Linked DNA regions of Mus musculus: region 2 is linked to region 1. The links are chromatin contacts, found by Hi-C in ENCODE. All regions are on one chromosome and are shown on one strand. The core of a region is the stretch at or near the end of the contact, and the rest is flanking DNA. Distances in the headings are between cores, read along the strand shown.

What was found. Hi-C counts contacts between places; a loop is a spot of excess contacts on that map.
Region 2: a loop to region 1 is called in a map of heart, with 4 times the contacts of the local background. The contact joins the promoter of Rftn1 here to the enhancer-like site in region 1. A Hi-C loop is called at or near these places in 6 of 37 maps with a recorded cell type or tissue (gastrocnemius and heart).

What each region holds. Positions count from the first base shown.
Region 1 is chr17:50,133,440-50,140,127 of GRCm38, reverse strand. The region is part of intron 2 of Rftn1 (raftlin lipid raft linker 1); the gene reads left to right. Among named protein-coding and RNA genes, the nearest start is that of Rftn1, 54 kb to the left of the region's middle. Within about 2 kb of position 3,901, at least 1 of the 3 ENCODE cell types and tissues checked has a DNase peak (open chromatin) inside an H3K27ac peak, as active enhancers do; it is gastrocnemius, where a contact is called at or near this core.
Region 2 is chr17:50,186,881-50,193,568 of GRCm38, reverse strand. It overlaps Rftn1 (raftlin lipid raft linker 1), which reads left to right and starts at 3,072. Exons shown (of 10, transcript NM_181397.2): 1 at 3,072-3,348.

The sequences.
Region 1 (6,688 bases), core at 2,652-5,151:
TCTAAATTAAGATCAGGTACTTTCTTCTCATTTGAATGGGAAGAGCTAGGACATAGTCACCATCAAATCAATGCAAAGCCAACACTCGCTGTGTAAATCAAAGCCTATAATCCCCAGGTCTTGGACTCATCAGAGTCTTCTGAGCTCCCACGGGTCTGGGCAGCATCACTTTTCCAGCTCTTTCATGTGGCTTGTCCTGTAGCCTCAGGCGGGCTTCACTCCATACCTCCTGCTGCTGTCTTTGTATGATCTTTGCATCTCCCCAGGTCTCCATAGCAACTGAGGCTACCACCTTCACCAGTGACCTCTTGGACTCTCTTTAGGTGCTCCGATCCTGCCGCATGGTGCCTGCCAAGCCTCAGTTTCTCTCCATGACCCCCTTCAATCTTGGGGTTCCTAATGCAGTGTAGGCTGCACTTTCATGAGTGGCCTCTCTCCACAGAGACAGACCCTGCCCCACAATACACTGCCAATTAGGCAATCCCTGAGATCCATCCCCTCGTGCCCTCAAAATCAGTACCATGTGAGAGTGTGACATCAATTGTCCCAGTAAGGCAAAGGTTTCCCCCTTAGTCGGGCTGGTCTCTTGTTAATCACAGCTTATTATTTTAGCCCCACCAGCAACCACAGAGCCTTAATTCGAAATATCACACGAATGACCCCGATAGAGCCTTGGCTTTCCTCTGAAATTTCACAGACCCAGGCCTCCATGGTCGGCAAGTCTCTCGCCACCCCGCCCCCGCCATGACCCACTCGTTAATAACAGCAGCTCGTTAAGCCCTGAGCATTTCAGCCCAAGGTTCCAGGTGCTTCCACAGTTCTTCCTCGGAATAACATGGTTAGGTCCATTAAAGCAAAGCCCATGTCCAGTACAAACTTCCGTTTTAGTTAGGGTTCTGTTGCTGTAGTGAAACACCATGACCAAAATAAACCCGAGGGGGAAAGGTTTAGCACCTCTTACTACTTAGTCACACTCCATCCCTGAGAACTCACGACAGGAACCCAGATGCTCAAACTGAAGCAGAGGCCACGGAGGAGCACTGAATGCTGGCCTGTTCGGTTTGCTTTCTTATACAGCCCAGGACCACGTGTCCAGGGGTAGCATGGATCTCACACAGTAAACATTAAAAAAGAAAATGCCCCAGAGGCTCGCCTTATGAGGCCAGGATGATAGAGGCAATTCCTCGAGTGAGCTTCCCTCTTTCCAGATGACCTTAGCTTCTGTCTATTCAGAAAAACTAACCAGCACAGATAACGGGAGCAGTTACAATTGCTTTAAACCCATTGTTTGAATGGTACCTTTAAAGGTAATTTGGGATGGATCTCCATGGATCTTTCCTCAGAGACAGCCACGGTGTTTATAATCATTTGGACTGTACAGTGCACATTCTGGTTATTGGGTCATTGACATTCTGGCTTCTGTTATATTCTCCTCAGGGCACTGATTTCATTTTTGCCAAGGAGTAGTTGGATCCCTGCTGCACACTCTGCCTCTTTAGCCTCAGCAGCAGCCTCTGTGCTCTGTCCACCTTGGTTGGATGCTCAGACTATAGTTCGAATATGTGGAGTGACTCATGTCCGTGTGGCCCAGGGATTGGCTAGAACTTTGAGCAAGGTTTCCACGTAGAACTTAGGGGTTGCTCTTCTCTGCATCTGTCCATTCTCTCTCCATTTCTTGAAGCCAGTGAAACTGGATTTCTGTCTGAATTTTTGTGTAGCTCTATCGTATGCAGACTAAGGTCCATCTCAGGGTAAAAGCCATCACCAAATTTTACCTGGTGCCCCGTGACCTCTGTCCCTCTGCCTTGTCTCCATATCTTGACCACTTGGGAAAGTTTTCATCCAGAGTTATATTTTTTATCTGTAGGAGAGCTGATCTGAAGGGAGCTTTCTTAAGTCATATTCTAAGGAACAATCTAGAAGCACAGATATCATCATTATCATGTGTGTGTGCGTGCACATGTGTGCATACATGTATGTGTGTTGTGTGTGTCCACACATGAATGAATGTAAAAGGGCAACCTCTGCTGCTGTTTGGCTGGTACTGTCTACCTTTTCTGGAAGATGGGGCTCATTGGTCCAGGGCTTGCCGATTAGGCTGGGCTAGGCAGGCCAGTGGACCTGCCTGTCTTTGCCAGCACTGTGATCACAAATGCAAGACACAATAACTGGCTCCTCTTAATTTGGGTTCAAAATCATGTCCTCACGCTTGTGCGGCCGACACGTATGCACTGGGCTGTCTCCCTGGCCCTTGCTGTTCCCATGGTTTTCAGATGGGTGCTCGAGGATAGCATCTCTGTGCTGTTCAGGGATGACAGGACCATGTTCCTGCTTGGCAGCCTGGTTCTTGCTTGTGCCCAGCACCGTTGCTCCCCGCCTGCCTCCCACTCTTGAGGGGTACTATAGCAGTTTCCAGAGGAAATTTCCCTCCCACTCTAAGGTTGCCAAGGGTGTACATGAGGCCCGTGTTCCAGTCCTGAGAACTCTTTGAAAGACACCCCAGGCCTGCTCTCCTGAATCAGTGTGCCAGACCAAGGTCTGACATCTGCTTATTGCCATCCCCGTGATTTTGAGTGAGATAGTTGACTTTTCTGACCTTCTATGTCATAGGTCAAAATAAGGTAACTGGGAGGGACGCCCTGTACTGCAATAGAAAATTCTCGGGGTGTATTTGCTCTAAAGCTTTCTTCTCTCTTCATAGACCTTAACTGGATCTGATAAGTTGCAGGAGAGGAGGGGAAGGATTTTCATAGTCATGGTGGGCAAATATCCATCCCTCGGGGCCACAGACATCCTCCTGGGATCTCAAGGTGTCTTCTGTCTTTCTCATTCTCCCCAAAGAACCCTCTCTCCCGTTCCTCCTGCTGGGGCATCTCCAGTTCCACACCACATCATGCAGGAGGTGAGAACTGAAGCCCACACACCTCTCTCGGTGGTGGTTCTGGGAACTGGATTTTTTTCCCCCTCTCATTACTAGTGCCAGTGCCCTGGATTTGTTCTGTATGAATATTACACTTTTGCAGCCAGCTCCCGATGCATATGAACTTAGTCCTAAAGAGAAAGTGTGCTAATAATAATTTTAAAATTGATAGCAGTAAGTGTAACTGGCTGCTGATGGCAATGCGTGCTATTATGCAGTCTTTAAAAAATAATGACACTGTAGGAAAATAATTGATAATGGTGTCTTCTAAAACACAAATTTAGCAAGATAGCTCCACTTGTGAAGGAGTTGCTAGGCCAACAACCCTGAGTTTGAACCCTGGAACCCACATAGTAGGAGGAGAGAGCTGGATCCAGCAGGCTGTCCTCTGACTTCGTACATGTTCAATATTACACATACACACATGGACACAGACACTGACAGACATAAGCACACACATTACAAATACACATATACACACAGAGAGACAGACAAATGAACATACAGAGACACACAGAAACACACACATAGAAATTAACATACACCTAGAGACCCCCACACATGCATGTGTACACACACACACACACACACACACACACACACCAAGTACCTAAATAATGCAAGTGTAAAAAAATCACTATCAACAATAGCTGACTTACATAACATTAGCCATAATTCAGGCACTGTTTCAAATCTGCCCCCTAATATTAATGTTTCAAGCTTGTAACACTCCCAAGTCCCTAGGACAGTGACCACAGTGATTGTCAGGCTCTGCTTAGACACATTTTCCAGATGTGAAAATTGCGGGAGCATAGGTGCATAGCACAGCCCCTGGGTACCCCGCCCCCCAGAAGCTGTGCCTTCTGCTGCCTTGTTAGACCGCTCCATCTGTCTCATTAGATAGAGTCTGTGTTCCGTGGTTACCTGTGGAGCAGGGCACTGGCAGTCTTGTATGTCTTCAGGCCCACAGTTGATAAGAAACTCAAAGATTGCTGGTGGCCTGTTGCCAAAGGAAACCCCACCTCAGAGGCCTGGTGGCGGATGTGGCTCAGGCACGTTGAGTGCCGGGGCCCTTGAGGCCTTTTGCCAGCACAGAAATGGCTTGCGCCTGCCCTCACGGGTAAGTCACAGGAAGGGGAAATGTGTGGACCTGTTTGTGGCTTCACCTAATTTTGTAGCATTTCTTGTTGTAGTTATAAAGATTTAATTACACATTGTCCTGGGGCACGGGGCCTCTCGGAGCTCATGGTTTATGACTGGTGATAATTGGCTCCGTTTAGTTGGCTTCAGCAAGTCACAGTTTCCTCACCACGTTTAATCTGTGATTTGATTTTAGCTTAGCTTTTTTTTTTCTGAATAAAGTATTCCTATTTTTATTTCATTTAAAATCTCCAGTTCTGACTTGTGTGTGAGGAAATGACCTTCCCTCTAATGACTTATCTAAAGATAGGATAGACATGGAAAAACATCCTCCAGCGTTTCGGGAGCTTGGTAGAGAAAACTCCACCCTCTTGCTCTGCGGGACTCTACCGATGATCACAGGATGGGGACACATCTGACGCAGCAGCCACTCAAGGAGCCCCCCTGGAATGTGAGGACCTCAAGATGAAATTGGGTATATAAAAAATTAACAGTGAGGATTTGGACAGTCCTAACGACAAGGTCCCAAGTGAGGAAGATGAAGCGCCTGTCACCCTGGAGGGAACGAACTCCGAGCCACATAAATTAAGCCGACAGGATCTCTGGAGATTGAATAGTGTGTGGAGATATCACCCACTTTGACAGACAAAGACAACCCACCCCGTGAGGGTCCTTAGCCCCTCTTCTCCGTATCGATATTGGTGTTTTGAGTCAGCATTTCCTGGATGCTGCAGTCTTTGAGTTGGGAAGGTTTGATTTGTAGAGAAAAGATGCCAGTAATGAATGGGTTTGAAAGGCTTGCTTAGGGAATCATTTGGGATGGCGGAACGCGTTTCCCACTTCCTTTCCTCCAAGTGTGACATGACACAGTGTGGCTGAGATGCTGCATAGCGGGGTGAGGGAGAAGCTGGCCGTCTCTCCCCTGTGGGTCCCCTCTCTCCTGACTTCACCGGGACCTGGTTTTCGTCCCCTCTGACCTAGCTGAGGCTTTGATGCTCCCGTGCTCCGAGCTCTTGCGCCCCCATCTTTCCTTCTGGGGGACTGTGTCCTGTATCTCATGGGGGGATTTCCTGGTCGCCCCGTTAGTGCTGGGCACTCCTGAGACAGAGGCTTGCCTTGGAGAAGCTTTCTCTTCCTGGCCTGAGAATGTGCTTCTGCCTTGAGTTTAAGGAGCCAAGTAACTGGATCAGGTAGATAAGGGCAACAGGGTTGGCCTTGAGGTCAGAGGTAACAACAGACTCCACACTGTGTGTGCAGACAGGGCCTACTTTGTATGTGTGGCTTTATAGGAGTGACAGAGAGGACAGCTGAATGCTGTATGACCTACGTACCCATAAGGGAGGTCTAGCCAACCTGGTGCCCTTTGTTTCTCCAGACTGAAAGAGTGTTGCAATCCTTTCCCCTCTGCTAGCTCTAATCCTGTCATATGCGCTAGGTTCTCTTTTGTAGGTTTTTCTGTTTCTCCTTGGAGTTTTCCTTCCCGACCCCCACTGGTTGCCTTGGATCCTCCTCGTGCCTTGAAGTCACTTCCCTTTCTCTTGCTTTATTCACCCCATGGACATTCTTCTACTAAATGCCTCTTGTGGTATTCTCTGCATCATCAGAAGTCAGAGTTGACTTTGAGCCCGTCTCTTTGCTTTGCCCTGCCTAGCCTTTGTGCCCAGGCTCCTCCTAGCATCCTCCTTCGGTCTGTGACTGCCCTCTGTCTTTTCTGCACCCACTCTGTGTCTTCATGAGACTCACCGTCTAGGAAGAGCTTGACACACACACTTTAGTTACCTTTCTATGTCACAAGCCACCCTGAAGCTGGTGACTTCAGACAATGCCTTGCCATGAATCTGTTGGCTGGGCATAGCAGGGTAGATCTTCTGTTCCATGTGGGTTCAATCCAGACCACTCATGGGGCTGCATTAGCTGGTAGATTGGATAAAAGACTCTAGGATAGCTCAGTAGACGACCACCTGATACTGAATGCTGACCACTGCCCCCTCAGGTGGCCTTTCCCCATGTTTCACATTGCATAGCTTGTCCTGAGGTCCCAAACAGTAAGAGTAGAAGCTGCCATTCTTCTGGACCTGGAAACAATGCATCATCACTCTGACCACCTTCAATTGGTCAGATCCAGCTCGGCGTCCACAGAAGGGACCCAGCCCTGCTTCCCTGGGAGGAGCATACAGGATCTCAGATGTTATTTGCCCGTTTTGCAGATCTGCCATCTTTATCAATGGTTGCTACAGAAACAGAGATACGTTTTAATGCCTCATACTAGAGTTTTGCTGGATGTGGCAGCGTGACCCATGCCAAGGAGGAGGAGAAGCCTGTTTCTGAGCTCTCCCCCACAAAAGCGGCCATGCTAGACATTAATCTCACTTCAGTTGACCACAAAAGTCCCTGCTTGCCCTGAACCATTATGAGAGCATTTCTCTGCTCATTATTGCGGCTGGACTTGAGTGTTTTAAGATTTGATTTCTAATAATTCTGTGTGTGAGTGTGGCTACTTGAATGTGCACATGTGTGTGCAGGCCCAGGCATTGTTTTTTGGTACCCACGTCTATTGCTCTCCACCCTGTTTTTGTTTTTGTTTGTTTGTTTTTTTTGAGATAAAGTCTCTCACGAAACCTGTGACTC
Region 2 (6,688 bases), core at 1,823-4,322, 54 kb before region 1:
TCAGAAGCTTGTCATACTGAGCGGTGTGCCAGTGTGACCAGGAGAAACCAATTTGCCATAGGTACTTCATGACAGGGAACAAGGGACAGGGACTGCTCAGAAACCATGGCCCTGGGGCCTCTACCACTTTGTCTGTGGCAGGAACCACAGCCATCATGCATAGAGCCACCTCCCCATAACCATGGGCTATGGAGCAAGTACCTGCCAAAGGTGACCTCACTATGGTTGCGAAGCTACCTCCAGCAATCACTGTAAGGATAACTTATGTGTCATAGATGACTTATCTCTCCCATCAGCCCAAATGCCATTCACAGGATGGGCATAAGCTCTGGGTTTCCTGGTCTTATGAATTATCAGTCAAGGTACCAGTCCTTTGTGTCGCATGCTTTTGTCGTGCATACCTTCTGTCCCAAGTTGTTACCTCTGTCTGCAGAAATGGAGTTAGCCAGAGCTGAGTTAGGAGCAGGGTGGCCCTAACTCGGGTGGACTTGTGGTTTGGGGGGTTGTGTGTGAAAAGGTGGGCAGAATAGCAGGCTGTCTCTCCTCCACCGTAGCTAAGGACAGCAACCTTGCTCCAGCTGCTGGTACCGGCGCTGGATTATCTCCAGAGGAGGGGTGCATCCAGGCCAGGACAAATTCGCTCCAGGTAGGGCACTTCTTTCCCTTGAGCTCAGATGGGTTTATACAGGCCTTCCTACACTTGTCTAGGCCGGGTAAACTCCTCCTTCCCCCACAGGGTGTGAGGGGACCCAGCTTTCCCATTAGCTCAGACCTGTGTTTTATCAGCTTCCCACAGGCAGGATCCCGGTTCTGGGAGCATCTGTGACCTGTTGTGCAGTAATAGCTCGGTTTTCCTCGTGTTCAGCATCCTTCACAAGTACTTAGTGTGAAATCATAAGGGAAGGAAGTGTGAGCAGAAGAGAAACAGCACTATTACACAACCCCCCCGAAGAGACCGCTGTGATAGAATTAAAAGCTGCCGCCCTAGGACATTCTAACAGACAACACTGTGAGGTTGCCAAGGTAACCCACCAGGATCCAGTTCCAGCATCTCTGGGGTTGAGGCTGGGTAGATGAGGTCAGTTAGAGGTAAGGCCCAGCTGCCCAGGGTTTGTCCCCTAACCAGCCGGCCCACAGCAGTCCAGGCTTCTTCCTATACAACATAGGTGACCCCAAGGCTTGGCTACTTATCGAGTATCACAAGCAAAAAAGAGACTGAGAAGATTCAGGGTAATTGTTAAGGTAGAGTCCACACATACAATAATAATTCGTTGCGTGCATGTCTATCAAATGCCATGTTCCAGAGAGGAAGCGTGGTGGTGTATAGAAAGACAGGTCAAGAGTTCCAGAGGGAAAGCCAAACAAAACTTAAACATGGAAAAGCAGGTAGGGAAAAAAATTCATCAAAGACATTTAAATACACAGTGTTGGTACTAAGGACAGTAGTGAGGGACAGAAGATGGAAAATGTCAGCATAAGGTTCCCTCGAGGAACTGGTGTTTACAAAACAAACAAAAAAAAAACCCAACCCCCCCAACGCACCCTAAAATAAAACTACAAACACAAAATTCATAAGTGGAAAGAACTTGCTTAAAAATAATCTGTCTCCTCTCTGTGTCTCTCCATGTTTGTCTCTCTCCCTCTGCCTCTGCCTCTCCCTGTCCTCCTCCTTGTCCCTCTCTTCTTTGATGCCCTGCGATTTCTTGTTGACCACTGGCTGGCACTGTTAGGTTCTGTTAGGTGCTGTTTTCTCTCTGTAGTGACCATCAACGGTCCTGAACACTGGTGTAAGAGTCCTGATTTCCAGGTCTCAGCAGGATCTTTAGCGGAAAGGCACCCTCCCTCCCTTTGACTTCATAAATAAATGTTCAACACTGGGGTGCCCTGGACCCCTGTCCTGGCTTATTATTTCCAGACATGAACTAGGGATAGGGAAATGTGGAGAAAAGTGGGCGGAATGCCGGGATGGGGTGGGTAAATAGGCAGAGGAGTAAAAAGACAATTCAGGGGCAGAGTGATGGGGGGAGTAGGAGAGGGCCACAGGGAAGAAAATCCCTGAGTAGCTCTCACAAGAGGAGTTCCTGTAAACAGGCAGTGCTGCCTCCCCCCTCGCGCATGTTTCTAGTACCAGAAGGACCTCATTAAAACACAGGGTCTAGATCAGCCAGCCCTCTGCCGCGTGTAGCTCCAATGCCTAAGGACCCTTCTTTGCCCAACCAGAACAGGGTAATCAATTAAATCTCAGCCCCTTATGGTAATGATGATAATAACGATAATCGCAGAATTATAGAACGCTTCCAAGCATTTTCCATTTAATAAGACACAAGGAAGTGCTGGTTGGCCGATGAACAGGCCCAAAGTCACCCCCAGTCACTGGGAAGTAAGGACAGAAGGCAGCAATCCATCCTGACCATTTGTCTCTAGGGTTCCTGCTCTCAAGCCCTGCACGGTAATTCTGTTTTGTTTTACTGGCCTCAAGGAGACAGGATTTCACACTTTCACTATGGTAAAGCAGCCCTGTTTTAGGGAACAGCCTTATGGATTCTCATTGGGGAATCCATTTTGCTAGGCTAAGATGACCCAATTGCATCAGGATCTCAAACCTTTGGATACCTGGATAAAGTCGGGAAAGAGGCTGAGGCCAGTGGTACTATTTCTCTTCCCAAGCACTACTTTCGGAGAGATAAACCTGGGAGCAGAAGCTGCCTGGGGACGTTCCCACCTGTGGAATGGGTCCAGAATGGATCTCTTTCTAGCTCTCCTCCCCGCCCTAGCCATCAATCAGCACGTTGATGGCCGTCGCCTTCCCAGTATTTTGGCTGCCACCTTGGTGCTCTCCTAAGCAGGTCCCAAAACCCAAGCCTGGGAAAGAGAGGTGGGGTTAGGGGGAGGGGGAGGGAGAGCCCGGTTGCGCGGCGCTGGCGACGCACGGGGCGGACGGGTCTCTCGTGCGGGGCTGCCAGGGGCCGCTCGGCTTCCCCCAAGAAGATGCAGCACAGCATATTTTGCACATGAGTTCAGAGGAAGAGGAAGTGTAGCGGGCGGACGCGCGGCGGAGGCGGCGGCGGCGGCGCGGGGTGGAGTGGGGGCGGCGGGGCTGGAATCAGAGCGCGCAGGGCGCAGAGCGCAGCGAGCGGGAGCGCGGCGGCCACTGGCTCTGGAGAGGTACCTGTGCGGCCAGCGCCGGAGGGACAGACGACAAGCGAGCGGCCGCGCCCCGCGCTCTGCCCCCACCCCCGGGGTCGCGTCGTCCGCGCGCCGCCCTGCTCTGCATGGCACAAACTTTCATCCCGGGACACAGCACGCTGTCTCCGCCCGCGCCACGGTCACCGCTGCTGGTCCCCTAAGGTAGGTGGGCGTGCGGCGGGCCGGCGAGGTGGCGCGCAGAGGCCTGGGTCGCTGGCTCTGCTGGCCCGGGATCCGGGTGAGCAGGCGACAGCTCCTCGTGGCACCTCGGGGGCTCCGGAGCTGTTAGGCGAGCCCCCTGGTGCAGGTCGCGTGGGGATGGGGACAGATCGATGGGACGCCAGATTCTGGGCCAACTTTTTTTCCCCCGATGAAGAGGGGGAAAAAAAGCAAAACAAACAAGCGAGAGAGCGTTGGGGTGAGAGGTCGCCTGCTGGGGGTCCTGGGCTTCGCAGGCGGAGGTCTGCTAGAAGGACGCGGAGGGGAGCTTGGAGGCTACAGGTGGGTCAGGACCCGGGGCCTTAGTGGGTACTGGGCCCGGAGCAGATGGGAGTTGCCACCGCCCACGTGCACCCGGAGACCTGGGCTCGACCCAGGGAAGAGGTGTGCGACTCTTGAGAGCAGGCAGGAGGGTACTCGGTGGAAATACTGAGAGCTAAATCCCAGGCACCAGAAATGGGGCTTTTCTCCTCTGAAAAGGGGATTTTTTTTCTTGCCTTGTTGTAACACACTTTTCTAGGCATGGGGCACACCAGGATGGGCATGGGGTCTGGGCGAGGAGGAGGGAGTGTGTATTTAAAGAAGCCTGACTGTCAGGCGAGTGCGCCAGGTCTACTGGCATCACTGTCTTTGGAGGCCAGAATCGCGCAGAGGGCAGGGTTAGCCCCGCGCGTGCTCCCTGATGCCTGTTGGCTGCTGGCTCTCAGCTGCCCCCTGTGGGCGGTGGGTGGTGTGAGTGAGTTTGTTTAGGGGCTTACAAACAAAAACTATTTTTTAAAAAGAATCTGGCACAGATCTTTGTATATGAGTGGCTGCCTAACTGCCCAGCAACAGACCCTCTGTTCATACAGCTGTTTTCAGAAGGGGCGCAGGGAGGTGGGGTGGGAGTGGGTGGTGGTGTTAAGGTCAGAACAGGTGTCTCCCAACGGCTACTATGGAGTGTCATCTCAGGATAAGCCTTTTCCAGGAAGGAAGCCCAGGGTGTAATGTGAGTGGCCTACAAACCCATGGGTAGGGCCATTGAACCCAGCATACCCGTGGCTGCCAGGATTCCTAATTTGTACCTTCTGACCAGCTGGATTCTGAGGAAGTTCAAGTGACACCAGATGTCACCAGCCACTCATCCTCAGGGGTTAAACAACGAGCTGTGTGGTGCTGTGCTCTGACCTCAGTTAAGCAGTGTTACCTAGAGTGAGCTTGCAGACTCTTCTGCCTTCTGTAGAGGTTTCATGAGGTCCGAGCAATCGCAGCCTCAAGCTGGGGAAGCCTCCCTGTGCCTCCATTAGTGGGGTAGGACACTGTGTCGTTTTGTCCCGTCCCCCCGACCCCCATCGTGGACAAGGGACAAATGAGGCAGATTGCGTAGTTAGCTAATCGATTTGGTGCAGGAATAAATTGGGGCTACTAGTCAGTGAATTTTTTTCTCTGCCTCTGGAACAGGGTTTTTTGGGGCTTGATTTCAGTGACTGCTTTGTATGTGGGGAAGCAGGCTGAGTGGTGGGAATCCCTGTAAAGTGCCTAGAGTTTCTCCAGGCTTCACTTATGTCAGAGATGGAGCTGGGTGGTCCCATGGCTGGGTGGCCATGGCTGCCTTATCAAATGTGAACTTGGTAGGCTAAGAAGGGGGTACTCCCATATTTCTATACCACTTTCGATTTTTATTGTTGTTGTTGAGGCAAGGTTTCCCTGTGTAGCCCTCACTGGTCTGGATCTACCACTATGTAGACCAGGTTAGCCTCCAACTTGCATTGATTCTTCCTTCCAAGCACTGAGATTATATGTACCACCACACCTAGCCCCCATTAAAACAAAACAAAACATTATATAGTAAAGTTGTAACAGAGATCATACAAATACCTAGGAGGGCACAGTGGCATACGCCTGTAATCTCAGAATCCAGAAGGTGGAGGAGGCTGGAGAAAATTGAGTTAGAGGCTAGCCTAGGCTACAAAAACAAAGACCCACCATACCTAGATTTTCTAACATTTCGCTGGATTGACTTTAGTGCACACCTAGGCACCATCCATCGCTCCAGTGTGCTGCTTTATGCATTTTAAAATAAGCTACAGTCTTAGTACAGGGTTACTTTATAAGTGTCTCAACTCACATGTTCAATGTGTGTTCAGTAACACACACATAACAGTGGAATAGTCTGCACATTGTTTTGACATATGTATGCACTGTGCAACCCGATTCTTATCAAGACAGGTAATACACCATCAACCTGGGTTTCTTCATGGCCCCTATCTTCCCGGTGGCAACCACTGCTCTGTCTTACTATAGGTTTGTTTAATCTGTGATTTAAACATCATATACATGGAGTTCTGCAGTTCTGTATAAGGTTCAGTAACTCCGTTTTGTTAGGTTTGTTACGTCTGAGTTATGTTCATGTGATGTGTGCATGCCACAGTTGGTTAGTATATCCCCCGGTTCCTGGGTACATGCGTTATATCCAGTTTTTATTGTTGTTGGTGGTGTTAGTTGTTGGTTCTTGTGAAAAAAAAAACACTGCTATGAATATTTGTGCATTTGTACACAGATTCCTGGGGACATCTTTCCCATTCTCCTGGACAAACACCCGCATCACAGAAGACATGTGTATAGTGTACAGAGAAAATTGCGAGGCCTTTTTCTAGGGTGGTGGTTCCATTCAACATTCCTAGAAAGCGCACAAATGTGCCGGAGATGAACTCACAACCCAGCTTTCCTATCTCTTAACCAGGATGATTGCTTATATGACTGTTTCCTGGGGCTACGAGACAGTGTTCTCCGGGCCCAGCTGGGACACTAGTGGACATGTTTTCATACGTAGAGGGGACTCCAAGAAGCAGTCCCTGACTGCTACTATGTGCTTATTTTTTATTGGTGTGTGTGTGTGCATGTACATATACAGATGTGTATGTTAGAGGGAGGTTAGAGGGTAAGTTTGGGGGGTCTCTACTCACCTTCTCCCTTATCTGAGGCAAAAAACTCTTGTTCACAGCTGCATAGATCAGCTGGCCGTTAAGCTTCTGAGAATCCCCTGCCTCTAGCTCCTGTCTTACTCTAAAAGTGCCAAGATTACAGATGTGCTGTGTCCAGCTTAGGTAGATCCTGGAGATTCGAACTCGGATCCCCACAGTTGCCCACTAAGCACTACTCACTGAGCCTCCTTCTCAGCCCTTAGGTCGATTTAGACTTAAATGACTGCAGAGGATAAGATGAATGCTGCATCTTTATAGATCGACATAGAAGGGATGTCCGTAGGGGAATAGACCTGAGATTGTGAACAATCTCCACTGAG